Linked DNA regions of Homo sapiens: region 1 is linked to region 2. The links are chromatin loops, found by intact Hi-C in ENCODE. Cell type or tissue: heart right ventricle. All regions are shown on one strand. Links, peaks and the distances in the headings refer to the core of each region. The heading gives the core; the rest is flanking DNA.

What was found. A loop is a pair of places that touch in the nucleus more often than their neighbours do. Peaks named below come from ENCODE experiments on the same cell type or tissue, not always from the same donor. Only the 100,000 strongest peaks of a DNase experiment are listed, where the experiment ranks them.
Region 1: it touches region 2 in a loop (2.5-fold over the local background); 3 of 110 quality-filtered maps call a loop at or near these places.

Annotation. Positions count from the first base shown.
Region 1 is chr9:98,772,538-98,782,219 of GRCh38, forward strand. ANKS6 (ankyrin repeat and sterile alpha motif domain containing 6) reads right to left here. Exons shown (of 15, transcript NM_173551.5): 6 at 7,652-7,800; 7 at 5,689-5,887; 8 at 4,868-4,917; 9 at 1,340-1,543. Among named protein-coding and RNA genes, the nearest start is that of ANKS6, 19 kb to the right of the region's middle. In heart right ventricle, for the core only: CTCF peaks have their summits at 2,449 (motif pointing left), 3,497 (motif pointing left) and 3,709; a DNase peak (open chromatin) is centred at 3,484.
Region 2 is chr9:98,473,737-98,483,418 of GRCh38, forward strand. GABBR2 (gamma-aminobutyric acid type B receptor subunit 2) reads right to left here. Exons shown (of 19, transcript NM_005458.8): 5 at 7,196-7,261. Among named protein-coding and RNA genes, the nearest start is that of TBC1D2, 220 kb to the left of the region's middle. In heart right ventricle, for the core only: no CTCF peak of the experiment used is centred there; a DNase peak (open chromatin) is centred at 4,417; H3K27me3 peaks cover 265 bases.

The DNA of each region.
Region 1 (9,682 bases), core at 457-8,456, 300 kb after region 2:
GGTCCTCTACTGTGGGCACTCCTAAGGGAGAGACAGTGACAGATCCCAGGGCCCTGGCCCCCCACTGTGGGCACTCCTAAGGGAGGGACAGTGACACGATCCCCAGGGCCCAGAATGAGGCCCCTCTGCTGAGTAAGCGAAACAGAACACACTTGCAAAGGCCATAGCTCACGTTCTCTCTCCCTCTACCTGGGACGCTGCTGCCTGCACTCCACTGGGGAGAAAACTCTTCCACAGCCTGCAAATCCCAGCTCAGCTGTCGCCTCTTCCTGGAGGCCTCCCGAGTGCCCTACCACACACGGTCACCTCTCTGGCGCTCCCACACTCCTAACACTGCTCCCTGCCTCATGTTCTGTGCCTGTGTCTTTGCCACCCAGACCACCACCTCTTCTAGGGCAGAATGGGGCTGACTGGGCTACATGGCAGTGGGATTCAGTTAATGTTCACTGAGCAAATGAAGCAAGTCAAGTTGATGTTCTGTCCCTCTAGGGTTAAATTCTCAAGGAAACACAGCCATAGAAGAAGTCTCAGGGATGGGTTCTACAACTCCCCCGTTCCTACCTGATCGAGAATAGTGGACTAAATGCAAACCTGTCCTGCCTGTTTTGAGAGCATCTCCAGGCGCCAGGCTCTTGGTCTCCTGCAGGTGATCTCATACTATCATAGCCCTAGGAGGCAGCAGTGAGTGCTGGGGTCAGCCCCATCGTATAGAGATAGAGGCCACACGTTTCTCCAATCACCCAGCACATGGCGACAGGGTCAGTCCTGAATCCCTTCGTCTTGCCCATTTGCTGCATCTACCATCTAGATACAGGTTACACACAGATACCTTCCACACTGATGAGACTGTCAATTTCAGAAACAGACCAAGAGCCACCAAGTTAGAAATCACTACAGTCAAAAGGATAGAAGTCATACTCTTGGGCACAAGAAAACACCAGTAGCACACAGAGTTGCCGCTGAGTGTTTGCTCTTGATTATGGTTCACTCACACTTGGCTGGTGATCTTCAGCTATTACTCCCACTCCCTGGGTCCCAGTTTCCTCATCTACTAAAAGGAAGGTTGGATTAGATGGATCAGGTCTTCAAACTGTGCTCCTTGGAGATCTAGGGTTCCAGTGAGGGGACAGATGTTCCCTGCTACCTCAACATTTTAATCTATTTTCCATACTGAGTTGCTCTGTAGGGCTTCATTAGACAAAAGGATATCATCCATTCAAAAGAAAAAAAAAGTTGCAACCCCTCTGGATTCGTCGGTTTGAGGTCCCGCTGCCTGGAACACACCATGATCTCAGTGAGCAGTGAGTGATGTGTAAAAGTGTGTCAGAAGACAACTTACAGTGTCTGTGCCCCCGCCGCCCACGGGGTGGCCCCTGCTGGCTCTCTGGGGCAGCGCAGTCTTCATGGGGTCTGCCTTCCCGTTGTGACGCGTCCGGGACCGATCAGAGCTCCACAGCTCAAAACTGGAAGGGGGTAGGAATGGGGGGATGACTGCTTTCAGCTTGTCACTCGGGAGTCTGGTGAGGGGAGCTCCGTTTCGAAGCTGAAAAAGACAGGCTGAGGGTTAGACAAGCCCCCAGGAGGGCTCCCAACTCTGCAGGAAAGACTCCATGTTTTTCCTGCTTCTTGGGGCATGGCACCACCATCCACCCCTCCACCCAAGCCGGGAGCTATGTGGCATCTACAGCTCTCCTCCCAGTAACCGCACAACACCCATGTCTGCTCTGCGCCAACACCAGGCTTCTTCTGGATCTCTCCTCACAGCAGCAAGATCAGAATGGGGCAGAGGAGACAGAGCGCCAAGGAGAAGCAGATGATGTTGGTGTGCTGTGGGGGAGGCAGGGGAACTGGGAGAACACAGAGGAGGGGTGCCCCTGCTGCACAGTGAAGGCACCTTTGTGGGAACCGAGCTGAGAACGACAGTTTAAGCTGGGCCAGTGAGGACCAGGAGGTGCATTCCAGACTGAGTGAGGGGCCAGAATATGGAAAGGCCTGGAACCTAGAGGAGCAGGACATGGGTGCAGTGCTGCAAGGAGACCAGCATGAGCAGCCATTGGGAGTGAAGAAGGAAGCAGGAGGTGATAAGGGCTAGGGCTCAGCACCACTCTCTTCCCCAGCCCCCCACATCCCAGCTTGCTCCAGCCACGCCTCCTGCTGCTGACATTTAATTGTAATTTAATTTTTAATTTTGAAAATGTGATTTGGGGGTCAGTATAAAATCTACACAGTAATGACTGTTAGATCTTCAAGGAAGTGTTCACAGACCAAGCTCACCTTAATTAAGAAAAATAGTGAACTTTGTGCCAGATGGAGCTTTGCAGCAACGGGCATCCCACAGCTAAACTCGCCTCGGGAGCCGAGCAGGCGGGCATCTCCACACTGATGGCTGCACATGCCCATCAGCAGGGCAGCCGGGCCACCCCACCCATTATGGGGGGGCAGGCACACTGGCGCCCTCTACAGGGCATGAGCAGTTGGGGAAGTAGTACACCTCCGGGGTTCCCAGGCTGGCTCTGTCCTGCTTTTCTGAGTCTCTAAACAAGTGCTGTCCCCTCTTTCCCTCTAGACCACAACAAGCTCATCCAGCAAACGGGGTTGAGTTGGAAACTCACAGCGACAAATCCACCACCACAAAAGGGTATTTTCCCTCCCTGGGGTAACAGTCTAAATTGTTGCTATCTTTCTGGAAGCCAATGACATTCACAACCTTTGACCCAGGAATTCCATTTCTAGGTATTCATCCTGAGCAAATAATCAGGCAAGTGGGGGAAACGAAGGTATAAGGACATTCATCTGAGCTGTTAAAATAACAAAAAACTAGAAATCCCAGAGTCTGACAGTTCAGTCTTGGATAAAGAGACACGTTCCTACACTAGAATGTTCTAATGTAGCCATTAAATATGATGTGGCTACATGGTGTTTTATGACATGGAAAAGATGGTCACAACACATAAATCACAAATAAATTGGATTCAACACAATATGGGAAAGATACTAACAGTGCCAACCTCAGGAATATTAAATGAGCTGATACATGCAAAGTGCGATGAATAGTAGCTGGTACTTAGTAAAAGCTATGGTATTTGCTATTATTATATACAACATCATATCATATTTATACATGCTAAAAAACTGCTTACAAAAAATACTCAAAAGACATATCCATAAAAATGCCAACCATGGTTATAGTTGGGTGTGTGATCAGGGATGAATTTATTTTCCTTCTATATGTTTTACTGCTTCTTCCAAAATTTCTAAAATAGCATTTCTGTCTTCACACCAAAAATAATTATTGCTATTTAATAACATGATCAAACGTCAGGCAGCACAAGCCCCCACAGTCAGTGTTCGAGCCATCAATTTACACCTGTTGGGGTGGCAGGGAGCCGTGGGCAGATTGGGTCAGGACCCCTCGCTGGGCTCTAAAGTTCCTGACACTGCTGATGCCTTTTCTGGGAGCCCCCTCTGCTCCCTTGTCCTCAGCAATACTGCCCTCTGCTGGCTAGTATTAGGGTCTTAGCGCTAAAGGGACTCAAGTCCAACTTTAACCACTAAGCTCTCATGTCAGAGGAAACAAACGTGAAACCCAGAGAGGGGAGGTAACACATCCAAGTTCACACCACGGAGCTTATTCTGGGCCAGACACTATGCTAAGAACTTCCTGGGAGTGATCTTGTTTAAAAACCATAACCATGAGGGATCCCCGAAGTCAGAGACTGCAAACTGTCCCCCAGTATCTACTTTTCACATCTTAGAAATGACACCCCTAATGTTCATTTAGATGGGCACAGGACCACTTGGAACAAAGACTTCATTTCCCAGCTTCCCCACTGTGATTTAAGCAGAGTAGTTGCCAAAAACCCTTTTTTTTTTTTTTTTTAAAGACAGAATCTTGCTCTGTTGCCCAGGCTGGAGAGCAATGGCACGAGCTTGGTTCACTGCAACCTCCACCTCCCGGGTTCAAGCAATTCTCCTGCCTCAGCCTCCCGAGTATCTGGTATTACAGGCGCCCACCACCATGCCCAGCTAATTTTTGTATTTTTAGTAGAGATGAGGTTTCACCATGTTGGCCAGGCTGGTCTCAAACTCCTGACCTCACGTGATTCACCTGCCTCCGCCTCCCAAAGTGCTGGGATTACAGGCATGAGCTACTGTGCGTGGCCCCAAGAAACTTCCTTAAAGACAGCTGGCATGTGCCCATGGCTACCTCTTCTCCCCTCCTCTCTCCTGCTGGCTGGAATGAGGCCGTCATGGGCCAGAGCTCTGGCAGCCATCTTGAACCAAGAGGTGACCTGAGAAACAGAAACTACACATGGGGGACCAACAGGCAGAAAGGACTCAAGTCCCTAACTCCAATGAGCCATATACTAGTTCTGGACTTTGTTTACTTGAATGAAGTAGGCTGCTGTCTTATTTACACCATTGTTACTTGGGGATTTTCCGTTACTCACAGTTGACCCTAATCCTAATACATCTCTAAGTTACAGATGAGGAAACTGAGGCCTCCCCAGCTGGAAACATAGCCTCCTCTTTGACTCCTCTCACCCTGGTTCTCCACAGCCCAAATGGTGAGTCTTCATTTCTCATGCTGCCCATCAATTCCTACCCTCAATCCCCTGCCTCCATGAGAACAGGGCCAGGGCTGACACCCAGCGGGTGAGCACCAGCACAGCCCTCTCCACAGTTTAGAGCTGGCATCTGTTCTGACTCCTCAGTGCCAGAGCTAAGCCCACTGTTACACATTCTCATCACCAACCCTATCTGTGACCACTACAAAGACAGACAAACACCTACATCCCTCCTTGTAAATCAATCAACTGATGATTGCCGGAGACCTAAAATGCTTTTAGAAAAGCCCCACACTCACCATGGTTGTCAATAACGTGTCTTCCTTTTCTCCTCTTGTGCTCCCAGGACCTGAGAGACAAATGGAAATTTCCTGAAATGACCCCTCCACGTGTCCACAGCATAAGGATGAGTGACTGGGGCAGGCTTCAACCTGGAAAACCAACTCTCCTGGGTGCTTAAATATTTAATAATAATTGGTATTCGATATTTTAATAGAAGGAAGGCATTTAAAAGGTATATTGGAGCATGTTTTCAGCTTTTCCATAAACCACTGCCGTACTGAGTCAGACAGTGGTGCCCCCAGCTCAATAGTCTGTCTCAGACAGTGGTGCCAAAGTAGCTAATCTGGTCATGGGGAATCTGACTGTTAGAAGGGATCTTATCTATGTTCCAGTCAGTATGGGAATCTCCTTCAGCAAACTGACAAAGTTATCCAAGCTGTTGAATACCTTGAGTGACGGGGAGCTCACTACTCACACCCTCCCAGTAACTCATTTTATTTCAAGATGCTTTCAGTGTCATAGACCAATCACATTTCAGAGGTGGGGAAAACCACCTATCAAAGGCAAGAGAGAGGACGACTCCCTGTCGTCCCTCAGCAGGGAGTGTGGGACAGGAACCTGGGCCTCTTGCCACTGGCCAGCACCTTCTCATTCTATCACACTCTTGGTGGTTGTGTCCCTGCCTAAGTATCTTTTCCACCAGACCAGCCTCTATGCTCCAGTGTCCCATTCCAACATCATCTTACCCCTGACAGCAACCCAGGAGGTAGGATGAAGGGCAGAGGGTACAGGCTCAGACCATTCCAAAAATTCTACTGCACATGCAGACTTTTCTCACCATTGTCTTTGGTCACAGGGGCCGCATCAGGGAGTGCAGAGCGGCTTGTCTTGTCCTGGGGGGCAGCCCTCATTGTGGAGTCCAGAGCTGGCTCAGGCTCGTCAGAGAAAGGCAAAGGCTGGTTGCTGGACAGCCCACGGGGCAGCGTCTGCATCAGTTTGAGCTTTCGGAACCGATTGGACATTCGGTTCCACCAGGACTGCCAAAGGAACGCAGAGCAGAAGTCATGCTCCAGGAAGGGCAAGGAGACCAGGCCCAGGACCTGCCAGCCCAGAGACAGTGACTACATTCACATGTGCCTGCCCTCCCCTCTCCTGGGGCCCAGACAGACATTACTGATCAATGATAGCACCCATTCCCAATAAGCCATGGTTACTCACTAAATCTTTCCTGACCCAGCCCTTAGGCAGTCACTTCCAATAGCCTGGAGGTGGCAGTGAACCCTATTTGCCACCCCTCATCTAATCAATCTCCTCATTGCACAGATTGAGAAATGGAGACCCAGACAGGATTGCTGACTTGCTTGAGGTCTTACAGTGAGACAGGGACAGATGGACACAGAGGCAGCTCCAGATTCCTAAGCGTCTACAATAGCATAATCTCCCTCCTCCTGCTCTGGTGATAACGTGAGAGGCATCAGGATCTCTATACCAGGGCCTGGGCCAGCTGCTCCTATAGCTGAGCCTCACCTAGAGAGGACAGGCACTACCTCCTGGGAACGCTTGTAACCCATGACCACTCAGAGGTTAATGAACAGCCACGAAGGGCATCTGTGAGGGCCTGCCTGTGGAAATGGCAGTAAGAGCAGGAATGAAGGGAGCTATGAGAACAACACAGTCAGGAAGGATGCAGAGCTTGAGCCAGCAATGGACACAAAAGGAGCGCCGAGTCTGCAGCCCTCAGAAGGCGCTACCACCCCATGCAGACTGGGGAGGTCAGCAGACAAGACCAGTGTGTTGTTTTGTTTTCTCAGGCATAAAGTAAGTTTGATTTCAAACAAGTAGAGCAGGATGTGGAAGATGAGAAATCCAAAGAGAAAGTCTCAGCTTGCAGTTACAAGCAGCCACCAGAGCTTGTTTCTGGTGTTTCCAGGAAGCTGGCAGGGCCTGTGGACTGCAGGGAGACCCCAGAGTGGCATGATCAGCAAATATCCTGCACAGTAAAGCAGAGGCTGCAAACGGATTCCTTGGGAAGAGAAGTGTTTGCTTTGGCCAGCTCAGTACTACATCATGCAGAATTTTCTAAAATTCCCTGTACTTATAAATTAAGATTCCATATCAAAATCTGGATTTCTATTTTTTCCTTTAAAAAAAAAAGAGAGAGAGATCTAGTAATATGGACCCACATTCCTTTTTGAGACAAGTTCTTGTTCTGTCGCCCAGGCTGGAGTGCAGTGACGTGATCTCAGCTCACTGCAACCACAGCCTACCAGGCTCAAGCTTTTTTCTTTTTTTTTGAGACGGAGTTTCGCTCTGTCGCCCAGGCTGGAGTGCAGTGGCGCGATCTCGACTCACTGCAAGCTCCGCCTCCCGGGTTCACGCCATTCTCCTGCCTCAGCCTCCCGTGTAGCTGGGACTACAGGCGTGCGCCACCATGCCCGGCTAATTTTTGTATTTTTAGTAGAGACGGGGTTTCACCGTGTTAGCCAGGATGGTCTCAATCTCCTGACCTCGTGATCCGCCCGTCTTGGCCTCTCAAAGTGCTGGGATTACAGGCGTGAGCCACCGTGCCCGGCCGCGTGGACCCACATTCTTACAAAGCAGCCACTGTTGCCACAACATGGTCACAGTCTCCCCAGTTTTTCCTGGTCCCCTTTGTTTCCTATTGCTCAATGCCAGCTCACCTGCCACCCCTGCAGGGACTCCCTAGCATAAACCAGCCTGGGTGCATAGGAGGCAGCAGGCTCCCCGCCAGCCCCCATCTCCCTAGCCCCCAAGCCCCTTTAAGACAGGAAAAGGCAAACCTTCAGTCCACCCTTGTCATCGGGCAGCACTGGGATGCTCCAGGGCTGTCGGACCTTCGAGTGGGGCAGGGGAGGCTGGTGGCTCGGCCGGCCTTTGTCTTTATTCACCTGCATGCAGACAGATGCCAGCAGTCGAACAAGTTCCGTGTCTATGGACACAAAAGGCATCATTTTACCTGCAAATATGTCTGTTGGGCCATAAGGAGAAGACTCAAGATGACCCCTGTTAGACTTAGAACTCAGCCCTGCAGCTCCAGGGTCTGTGTAATTCCAGAATCAAGGCACCTGCCTCTCCATCTGATCTTCAAAAGGTGGCAAACAAAGCCAGCAGGGCTTAACCTACTTAACCAGAAAGAAAAACCGGAAGTCCTCTCTCATGAGGAAGGCAGGGGGACAGTGTGTTTAAAAGTGCAGGCTTCACAGCCAGGCTGCAGAGGTTCAGATTCTGCTTCTGTCCCTCCCTGGCTGTGTAACTGCAGGTAAATTACAAAGCCTCTTTGTGCGTCTGTACAAGTCAGTGACATTAATACCCACCACATAAAGGTATCTTATCAATTCACGGGAATTCCTTTAGAGCAATACAAGTGCTTTAAAAATACTAAGTATTATGAAGTTATTAGGAACCCAACTCAGTTATATAAAAAAAGCATTGCAAAAAAGATTGAGAAGAAACTACTCCAAACTATTAACAATGCTTTTTCTTGATGACTATTTCTTTTTTTTTTTTTTTGGAGACAGAGTCTTGCTCTGTCACCCAGGCTGGAGTGCAGTGGCACAATCTTGGCTCACCGCAACCTCCACCTCCTAGGTTCAAGCGGTTCTTTGCCTCAGCCTCCCATGTAGCTGGGGCTACAGTGCCCGCCATCATGCCTGGCTAATTTTTGTATTTTTAGTAGAGATGGGGTTTCGTCATGTTGGCCAGGCTGGTCTCGAACCCCTGGCCTCAAGTGATCGACCCACCTCAGCCTCCCAAAGTGCTGGGATTATGGGCGTGAGCCATCCACGCCAGGTTATTTCTTTTTTCTCTCCAAGTATTCAATAATAGGCATGAGTTTCTTCAAAAGTTTTGTGTAAACACTTCATTTAAAAACCCAGTAGGCAAAATATTCCTAGGAATAGACTGTTTTATTGGGAAAGGGAATAAACGGCAGTGGAGGCTAGGGAGAAGAGGAACACTGAAAAGATGAGTTTCTCAGAAAAAGTGTGTATGAGATCCAGCGAGAGTGGCTGCGGACTGATTCCGAATAACAAACTCTTGGCAAGTGAAGAAGGTCTCCAATGAGGTGGAGTAGGATCACTGGACTTGGGGCACAGGACTCCAACCCTCTGGCTGGGACAGATCACTTCCCGAGTCTTGGCGACCTCATCTCTTCAAGAGGATGTGAACCTCTGCTTCCCCTCTCAGACCTCTTTGAGGGTCAAACAGAACCAAGTGTGCATCTGTGAAGTGCAGGGGCCTGCAGCAGGGAAGGGGTGGCAAGGGTGGCAGTGCTGTGACGAGGAAGGGCATGCCTGCTGGCTACCCCTCTAGCTAAGAGGGGCAGCAGGTGACTTGTGACTGCAGAGGTGAAAGTCTTCTCTCCCCACAGCCAACAGCTAGAATCCCAGCACAGGGTTCAAGCCCAGTGGGTCAGAAGGGCCTCGGGGCTTCTCTCTCTCTGGGTTGAAACTCCAGGTTGATAAGAAAGACGACAGATCAGAGACCTTTCCCCTTGAGCTGGCTAACTGGAAGCCCAGGTCCCAAAAGAGGGTCTGTCACAGCAGGGGAGGGTCAAAGGGGAGTAGCAGGTACCAGCCGAGGCCAAAATGGGGTGGAACTAACGGCTACATTCCCAGTACACGACCCTTGACCCTGCAGCCTCTACCTACACAATTAAGCTGAGAAGGCCATCGCTCTATCTCCCATTCTGCTTATCAAAGGGGACTTTATGTTTCCACCTGAGTGACTCAGGATTTCTGGCTGTGAAGCACAGATGCCATTCTAGGGTGTGTGTGGACTGCAAAGTCAGACACGTCTTATTTTCCTTCCCT
Region 2 (9,682 bases), core at 677-8,676:
AGGAGAAAACATACCAGATCTTTGGGGAAACAAAGTATTTTCTAGTCTCTAACCCTAAAAATGTCCCATATGGAGAGGATACTGTCAAATTAGCCAGTTTAGTATCAACACAACTTCTACAACAAAGAGATTTCATAAAGCTAATTTTTGTATAGATCTTTACTAAAAGCTGAGGCCTCATAACACAACCCAGGGGGAATAATTTTTAAGGGGCCAAGGCAATTTAATCTAAGTGTGTAGTTTATATAAGATGCCACTTGGCAAACCGAGAAGTCGCTCTGAATCTTTATCCAAAACACAGAGTGTATAAATTCAGATCCTAAAAAAATTCCCTTACATTTTTATATCTTACATGGATCTTATTTGATTGTCACTCACATTCACTCTGGGAGGTGGTTTATCATCCTCATTCTAGAGAGGAGGAAACTGAAAATCAGAGGGAAAGTAACTTTTCCAAGGTCAAACAGTCAGGGAGAAAAGTCAGGCCTGGATCTAGTTCTGCTGACTTTAAGGGTACAAAGCTACACTGCTTGCCTTCCATTTAAAGAAAAGTCATCAGAAGGTTCTAATGCACCCCTACTTGACTCTAATTCTTATTGTCATTATTTTATATCAGGAAAATCATGGTTTTTGATAGCTTTGATTCAAGCAGAAAAGTCCCAGTTTGTAGGACTGTCAGGTTCCATCAAAATTGGGTTCAGAATAAAGTTTCTAAGTGGTGGTCATGTACCCGTAAGTAAACAAAATACCCAGAAGTGACTACAGAGAGCAGGGGTGGATGGAAATTTCCTCTGTGCATTGATGGACTGCCCGCATTCTAAACTGAAACCTTAAACAATCCTTCCGTTCAATCCTGGGGAGTCACCCACATTAGGAGATGTTGGGGAACCATTCATGTCGCACCCCTTGGCCTACAGCAGGGTTAATGTGAGAGGACAGGAGGGTGTAGGGAGAGAAGCCTGAGATTGCTCTGGACCCTGGGAAGGTTCTTGCTGCCTTCCACTTAGGCTCCAGGAGGCTAAAGTGAGGGTCTGTCCACAGAAGGGAGGCCAGAGCTCCCAACAACTCCTATATGTTAGAGAAAAGTTACCATCAATTCTAACAGTCAGAGGGGCACTCTCCTCATCCCAAGTCCAGAGGCTACTCCTCTAAAACACCCTTAATACCTGAGAAAGCCCAGGCTGCAGTGTGGAGCAGCTCATTGGGGTACATGTGAGTTAAAAGATTTGTTCCTTGACTTAAGCTCAGATCCCCTCTCTGTGGTCTCCATCCATTGGTTCGGCAAGGTATCTGAAGATTAAATAGACATTGCTTAACAAAAGACCCCTTCAACTACCTCAAGGCAGTGATCACACTGTCTCTTCACTAGACTCCTTCGATGATACAGGACCTTCGCTTCCCTCATTTTAGACACTGTACTTCTCATAATGCAACCTCAGATCACAGTCATTTTTGCAGCAACTACATTACAATGTTGCCCCAAACAAAACTGTCATGGAAAATACAGAAAACTCTCGTATTTTAATTACCTAACAAAATCCCAGCTGAAGAAAAGCAGGCAGTCTCCGGGGCTTCTCTCTAATGAATGAAATTTAGTCCACAGAAACTTTAAAAAAAAAAAAGAAAAGAAAAGAAAAGAAAAGAAATGCCAGATCCTGGCTGGGGACTAGACTTTTGAATAAAAGGGTCACCCTAGTAATCCCAGGTCATTTAATCAATGGCAGAGCCTGTAAGACTTCACAACTCTCATCTTTTACTGACAGAGATCTCATGTGTATTGAGGTCCCATTATGTGTGTTGCTATTTTTATATATTATTTTATTCTCACAACTACCCTATGAGGTATGCACTATTATCTAAATTTTATAGATGAAATTTTCTCAACACATATAGCTGGTAAGTCAAAGGGACAAGACTCAAAGTCCATTCTTGAAGTTCCGCTCTTAGTAAAACAAAACAAAAGGATTTTTGGAAGTTTTCTCAATCTTATAAGGTTGTGGCAAGGAGACAGCTCCACTTATGAGGAAGTAAGAATCAGTAGATACAGAGTGGCTGGGCGCGTTGGCTCATGCCTATAGCACTTTGGGAGGCCGAGGTGGGCGGATCACTTGAGGTCAGGAGTTCAAGACCAGCCTGGCCAACATGGTGAAACCTTGTCTGTACTAAAAAATACAAAAATTAGCTGGGCATGGTGGCACATGCCTGTAATCCCAGCTACTCAGGAGGCTGAGGCAGGAGAATTGCTTGAACCTGGGAGGCAGAAGTTGCAGTGAGCTGAGATCACACCCCCGTACTCCAGCCTGAGTGACAGAGTGAGACTCTGTCTCAAAAAACAAACAAACAAACAAAAAAACTCAGAGTGAGGATATGAAAAGGCCTTCTGATCAGACACAAAGGCAGATTTTCTTCACACATGTGATAATTAAGACCATGTGGTAATTAATTAAGAGGCAGCACTGAGCAGGAAGTTCAGAGCAGAAAATCAGATCAGCTCTGACAGTTCTTCAACCAGCTACTGTCCTGTTGTAGCTGTTTCTTGTAAGTGAGTTTTCCAGAAAACAGAAGCTTATTCCATTTGAATGATAATACATTTTATTTAGAACATTAGTCAATTTTGATGAAGACAAAACTTTTTCTAACCTAGCTTCTGACTTTTTGGGGAAAAAAATAATACAGTCAAACAGCAGATTTTCTGCCACATGCCTGCCAGGTAACTCATGCACACAACTCCTGGAGCCCCACTTTTCCCATGGACAGACAGAGGAAAGCAAAGCCTGCCTCACTGTACTGGTTTAAGAATTAAATGAGATAATTTGTGTATCATGCATGGCAAACACTATGTTCAGAAACATTTTAGCTGCCCCTTCTCATTCTCTTCTCCTCTTGGTAACCCATAGTTTCATTCTGAACATAAGTCACTGTTCTGGGCTATGTTCTTGGGCTTAGAGAAGACTGCCCCAAACACCAGATGGCCCCAGACAGTTGTACTTAGACTTTGGATCCACTTTTCATGGCTTTTTGTCTCCTTTCTAGCTGTCAGTTCTACACTGTCATTTTTCACTATCATCAAGTTCCTCTGCCTCACTCTGAATTTGCTGCTTTTAAACTGCTATAGACTTGGAAAGTAGGGCGCCTAGATTGCTAAGCATATTTGTAGAGCAAAAGCAAGCAGGCTTTGAGTGAGGCTCTCCTGCAAGGGAGGTAGACTGGGCTTGGATAGATCATCCATTGTCTAATGCAACTGTGGAAATGCCTCCAGGACTCCATTGCAGTATTCCTATGGTCAGAAGGGCTGAGGTTGTTGGACACATGAGTTTTAACTAGGCACTGGTATGCTTCTCTGTCTCCTCTGCCAGTTGGGGAGTTTTGGGAGGGTGGGGCCATGCCAGTTCTCTCCTGGAGCCCCAGGGCTTTCTACAGTGCCTGGTATACAGGGGCTACTCAATCAACGGTTGTGGACCGACCGAATGAATGCATTTCTAATTTACTTGGTCACCTTGATTTTTGTTTTCTTTTTTCTTGAGACAGGGTCTGTCTCTGTCACTCAGGCTGGAATGCTGTGGCATGACCATGGGTCACTGCAGCCTCGAACTTCTGGGCTCCAGCAATCCTCCCACCTCAGCCTCCTGAGTAGCTGAGAATACAGGCAGATGATACCACGCCCAGCTAATTTTTAAATTTTTTGTAGAGATGAGGTCTTGCCATGCTGCCCAGGCTGGTCTAACTCTTGGGCTTAGGCTATCTTCCAGCCTTGGCCTCCCAAAGTGTTGGGATCACAGGCATGAGCCACCACACCTCCATTTTCTCTGCATCTGGTAGAAATGTGGTCTTAGGACCTATGACTGACAAACGGGTACTATTGCATGAGAGTGGGCCATCCTGAGTTCACACGGTTCAGCCCCATGAACCCCTTTGGTTCTTACTAGCTGTATACATGTAGCCATGACACAATTTAAAAAAAAATCTAATTTCATCATTTAATTAAGTTTCCTTTTGCCTCCTCCACTCCCCATGCAAGAAAGACGTTTCCTTTTTATATTAAGGTTTACAACAATAATAGTAATAAACCCTCGCATCAGTAAGGCAGTTAACAGTTAGGATGAAGCTTTCCCTTTGGTGGCCTCATTTAAGCCTCTCGACAACCCCATGAAGCAGACAGGGTACGGATCATTGCTTCCATTTCAGAGATGAGGCAGCTGGGGACCAGAGATGTAAAGCGACCTGATTGAGGTCACACAGCTGGCAGAGCTAAAACCAGAACCCACATTAGAGTGCTTGAGAATTTAGAACAGACCACTGAGGACAGAGGAGAAGACAAAAGCAACATGCCATGCTCATACTGTGCTGATGCCAAAATGAACATTTGCCACAGGGCTATAAATAGGCCTTGCATTTGCTGGAGTCTGCGATCCCATTGGGTGGCAGTTCCAATCTCAAGAACACAGCAACACGCTGTAAAGTTTCCAGGGCAGCATTTGGATGGCAGAGACATGGTTGTTTCCATGTGGTCTCTGCTCTGACTCCAATAGAGATCGGAAGGCTCTCTTGGGGGCCTCTGCTCTGAGCGTCCCCTCCCTCTGTCACTTATCAGTCTTGATCCAGCGTGAAAACATTGAACAGTCTCCTTAGGACCTTCTGGACCTTCCAGAAGAACTCCTTCCCAACCAGACAAGACCATAAGTCCTTGAGGGCAGATTCCATCTGGGGACCCAACACATGGACACTATACCCAGCCCAAAGCCTCTGAGAAACTCCTCGGAATGGGGCAGCAAGTGAAGACTCTAAGAGAAACCTCATCTCAAAATGCCAAAACTAACAAGAGTGAAGAGGAAAATGGGATGAGAAGGTGGGATGATGTCCCCGTACCATGTGGAAGGCAGACAAGCCAGGGGGCTTTGGGTTGAAAGGTAGACAGCCATGCCATCTGTTCAGAAGCAGAAACCATGGCTGGGAAAGCCACTTGGAAACTCACCCCAGTGCGTGGCAGAGTGAGATCACAGTCACACCTGGGCTTTGATTTGGCTTAAATCAGAACATAAGGCCCATCTATGTTTCTTGCAAACTGGAGGTGGCCAGGGTCTGGTGTGGCATCTTCATAGATCATTTTTATTAATTTATTTTTTCTGAAGTTATTTGTTTTCCTCATTCGATCAACACCAATCACCCACCATGTACCAGCTCCTTGCAAGGCCCTGGGGATACTGGAGAGGGGATACCGAGTTTCTTTTGTAAAAGAAAGCACGCTCTCAAATTTGGACCATTATTTTCCTTTTTAAAGTGGGTTATTTCTGGACCCTACGTAGTAAGCAGCAAGGTTTTATGAGTTTTGGAGTAAAATTTTTATATCTATTCACTCTATATTTTCTATTTTTCTCATGGTCCTCCTTCGATTTCAATGTGGAAAGACCTCTTGCTACTCTCCACTGATAAATAGAATGCTTAACACAATTTTGTGGAATCTACCCATAAAACTTGCCAGTAAATGGTGGCCCATTCCATCTTTGGACACCTGAGACCCTATATAAACAACCAAAAAAAGATGGCTGGTATCTGCTGAGGGTTCACTGTACATGAGGTACTATGCAGAGGGTTTTTGCTCAACAATCTTATCAGACAGGTGTTACAATCCCCATTTTACAGATGAGAAACTGGGGCTCAGAGAGTGTAAACAACATACCCAACTTCAATAATAAGTAGCAGAACAGGGACTCAAGCCCAAGCTGATTGGCTCCTGAGTGCCAGCCTCCATCCAAGATCCCCTGAAATGTCAGCCTCACAGCCTCTCCCTTCTCCCGGCTAAATCAGAAGATGATCGGACAGTTCTCGTTTTGCTCCTGAGCCTTCAGGTTCAAATAACCACACGTGACCACGGCTTGCAGCCACTACCCTATCCTCGCTGCTTGTCTCTTTTCAATTCCTACATCTGTCCAAAACAGGCCACCAGGAGCTGGGCAGGTCTCCCTAGGTGGGGTCTCTCCAGCAAAGAGCAGAGGGACTACCCTGCCCTGGGTGTAGACATGCAATTTGAGGTCACCTCGGCTCTCTGGCACTGTGCTCATGCTGATGACCTTAGTTGCCAGACCCGGTAGTAAACTGGGGGTCATCTGGAACATCCAAAGTCCCTTCTCTTCTCAACACACAGTACTCCTCAGCTATCCCTCTACCACTTGGACTTAGGCAGCTTCATTTGTTCTAATATAATATGTTAGGACCATTTACTCTGCTTGGATTTAATCAAACATTCCAACCTGTTAAAGTTCTTTGCACTCAAACTCTGTCATCCAATGTATTTCATGATTTCTAGAATTCCTATTTATAACCTCATCCACATTACTGACAAAAAGATCAGAGATCTGCGGCCCGTCACCAGACACTACGCCTAGAATGACCTCAGTCTAAAAGGTGAAGCTTATTGGGCAGACAGTGACTCACCTGCCTGGGCTTTCATTTTGTTGACTTTTCTCCTGACATGATGGGGAGGATTGGGAGCTGGGACATCAAAATGGAAACTGACTTAGTTCCTGTGTTCTGTCCCCTACATCTAACTTAAGCTAGAAGTCATATGGAGAAAACCTTTTTTTTTTAGAGACTAGATTGGGGATCAGGTTAATGGGGATGGAGCCTTGGCTCTGCCATGAATTGGCTGAGGGCCCTTGGACAAGTCCCTTTACTCTATGGAGCTCTATTTCCTCATCTGTAAAATGGGAAAATCATAGTTGCTTCACATGGTTATTGAAAAGATTAAATGAGATAAGGCATAAAAAGGTCACCTTTGTCATCTGTCACTAGACAGCTGTAAAGGATTCAGGAGGAGAAAATCAATAGTTGATAATTTGTCCCTAACCTAAGACTCTGAGCCCTACCTACAGGGCAGGGAGGGGGTCTGAGTCACTTCAGCCTCACCCTGATTTCTGGTATCTCCCTGGCTAAGTTGAGCAGACTTAGAATTAGCCAACAAGGCTTAGACTATGGGTTAGACTGAGGTCCCTGGTTCCTCGATGATGGTATTGTTCTGAGCCCTGGGGTTTTAGCTCCCTGGAAAGAGGAAAGAACAGTGAACGCAACTCTTCTGCTTCCAGGAACCCAGGCTCCAGTCCTGTGATCCCACTCACAGACTGAGCAGGGAGATAATGAGTATGGGAAAAAGCTTCGTGAACCTCCCCAAAGACACGAATGATACAACTGTTTTACTTACACAACAGAACACTTTTGCTGCCATATTCTGGTCAAACTGGCCAAGGATGATCCGCACATCATTCCCCTGTGGATGGAAGGACACATCATGAAGGTGAGTAGATGTTCAGCACCCCATAAAGGGTTCAAGGCTGTGGCAGACAACATTCCTTCACCTCTGGCTCTTAGCCCAGAGCTCTGCCTGGGAAGGTGGGCAGGGCAGAACCTCACCCCCAACCCCAGCCCAGCCTGGATTCTCTAGCCCTCTCCAGGGCTGGCTTTCCTGTGGCTCCTGCAGTCAGTCCACCCTGGTCTCATGGGCAAGCCCTAGGGCAAGTCTGTACAGGCTGGAGGCTAAAGCTGACTGCTCTCAGGGGCCTTGCAACCTCCCCTGTTCTCCTCCCACCAGGGCAGGCAAATCCTGCAGTCCATGGAAGCATCATCTAACTTTCTTCCACACTTTACATATAGGAAAACTGAGGCCAGATGAGGAGAAAGGAGCTTCTAAGGCCCCTGGGGAGTTTGTGGCAGAGACAAGACCCCAGCCAACCACACTCTGCTGCCCTGCACAGTGTTCTAGCCCTTTCTACCTTCCTGATAGTTAATCCCTCAAGAAATTCCTGGAGCCTACAGAGCTTCCCAATTAAGAGGTTTCAGACTTGCTTTGAGCTTTGTTCGCATCTCAGCTCTACCAACAAACCATGGGTGGCCTCTGGTCGCTCCTTTTCCATCTCAGCCCCAGTTTCCTCATCTGCAAAATGAGGATAATGGTAGTACGTTCCTTACCGGATTTCTGGGAAGACTAAGTGAAATAGTCCTTGTAAAGTGCTTAACACAGTGCCTAGCACATAGTGAGTGTCCACCTTTATTTCTAAGGAAAATCTATTTTTGAAAGCTCTATACATGGGATTACATTCATTATCTCAGTGTGGTTAATAGGAATGTGTACAGTGACCCCTGTGACTCATTCATTCATTCAACAGACAATTACTGAGCATCAGCCAGAGGCTCTCATGGGTCAGGTAAATGGGGTCTTTGTTGCTTTCTGGGGCATTGGGATCCAGCTGCGTCCTGTCCCATGGAGAAGAACAGGCTGAAAGAGAACGGGTGGGGCGGCCACCAGGAGACCAGCCAGGCCCTGGCCCAAACACCTGCTCCCCATCCCAGCCGCTTCCTGCCCTCCACAGTGAGGCCCAGCCTTGCAGGTGGTGCCACCTTCCTGCAGTTCATCCATCCCCTCCAGCAGGCCTCATGGCCCTTTGATGCATAAAGTAGAAAAATATGCTTTTAAAGATCAGTTTTTAGCATCTTTCAAAATTGGAAAGTGCTGACTGAGAGGCCATTTTACTCATCATGTACTTTAGCAAAATAAAGAAGGCCTGGATTCTAAAATCATCTTTCGTTTGCAAGCAAGAATGGAAAGAAGAGGGGAAAAAAAACACTGGCTCTGAAAGGACTTTAAAAGATCGTTAACAGAGCAGTGGAAGGAAGGCAAGCCTTTGTCATCACCACGTCTGCAATGCTATAAAAAGTTCTAAGCTGCTTCCGTTCTGTGGACTTGCTTCCAGGCATGCTCCAAGATCTTTCTGCTTGTTCGTTAAAAATTTTTAGCATTTTTTGCTGCTGACAGTACCCATGCATCCATCCATCCTTTCATCCAGCAAGTATCTATTGATCATCTACTTTGTGCCAAACCCTGTGTTGCTAAACATGGTATGGTAAAAACAGCTTATTAGATTTTGAAGTCAGAGACCTGGGTTCAAATCACAGCTCCACCTCTGATTAGCTGAAAACTTTGCTTCTTAATCTCCTGGAGCCTCAATTCCTTCATCTCTGAGAAAGGGATAATCCTATCTACCTTGCCCAGTGGTTGTCAATTCATCATAATGAAACTCACCCGGTGGCTTCCATGCTGCTCTCTGCTGGCTCCCCTCGTGCCTGCCTGGCCACTCCTGCTCATACTCCTCATCATCAGCTCCTGACCTTTCTGCCCATCCCTAAATGCTGGTGTTCTGTCCTTAGCTCTTTGCTCCCATCACTCTCCCTGGGCCACCTAGTTCATGACCCCAGCCACAACTGTTCTCTGTGTGCTGTGGACTCCAAATCTCTCCCCCCAGCCTCAGATTTTCTCCAGTTTCCCACCAGACTCTTCCAGTTGGATTCTCTCAGGCACCTCCAGCGCAACATGTCCCAAGCTGAATCCACCAGCTTTCCCAAGAGGCCCTTTCCTCCTCCTGTGTTTTCCATTTCTGACAATGTCAGGAACTTGGGAGTCATCTTAGACTCACTCCTCTTCTTCAACCCTCATCCAAGCCATAACTGGAATCTGTTGGTTCTGTCTGCTCACAACTAGCTCCTTAATCAGTCCCAACCCTCCAGCCCCACTGCCCTGAGTTTGGTTACCATCATTCCTTACTCAGTGAACAGCAACAGCCTCCCTGCACCCTTGCCATGAATCCTGCCCCATCCACCCATCGCCACAGAGCAGAGGAAGGGTTCATTCCTAGAT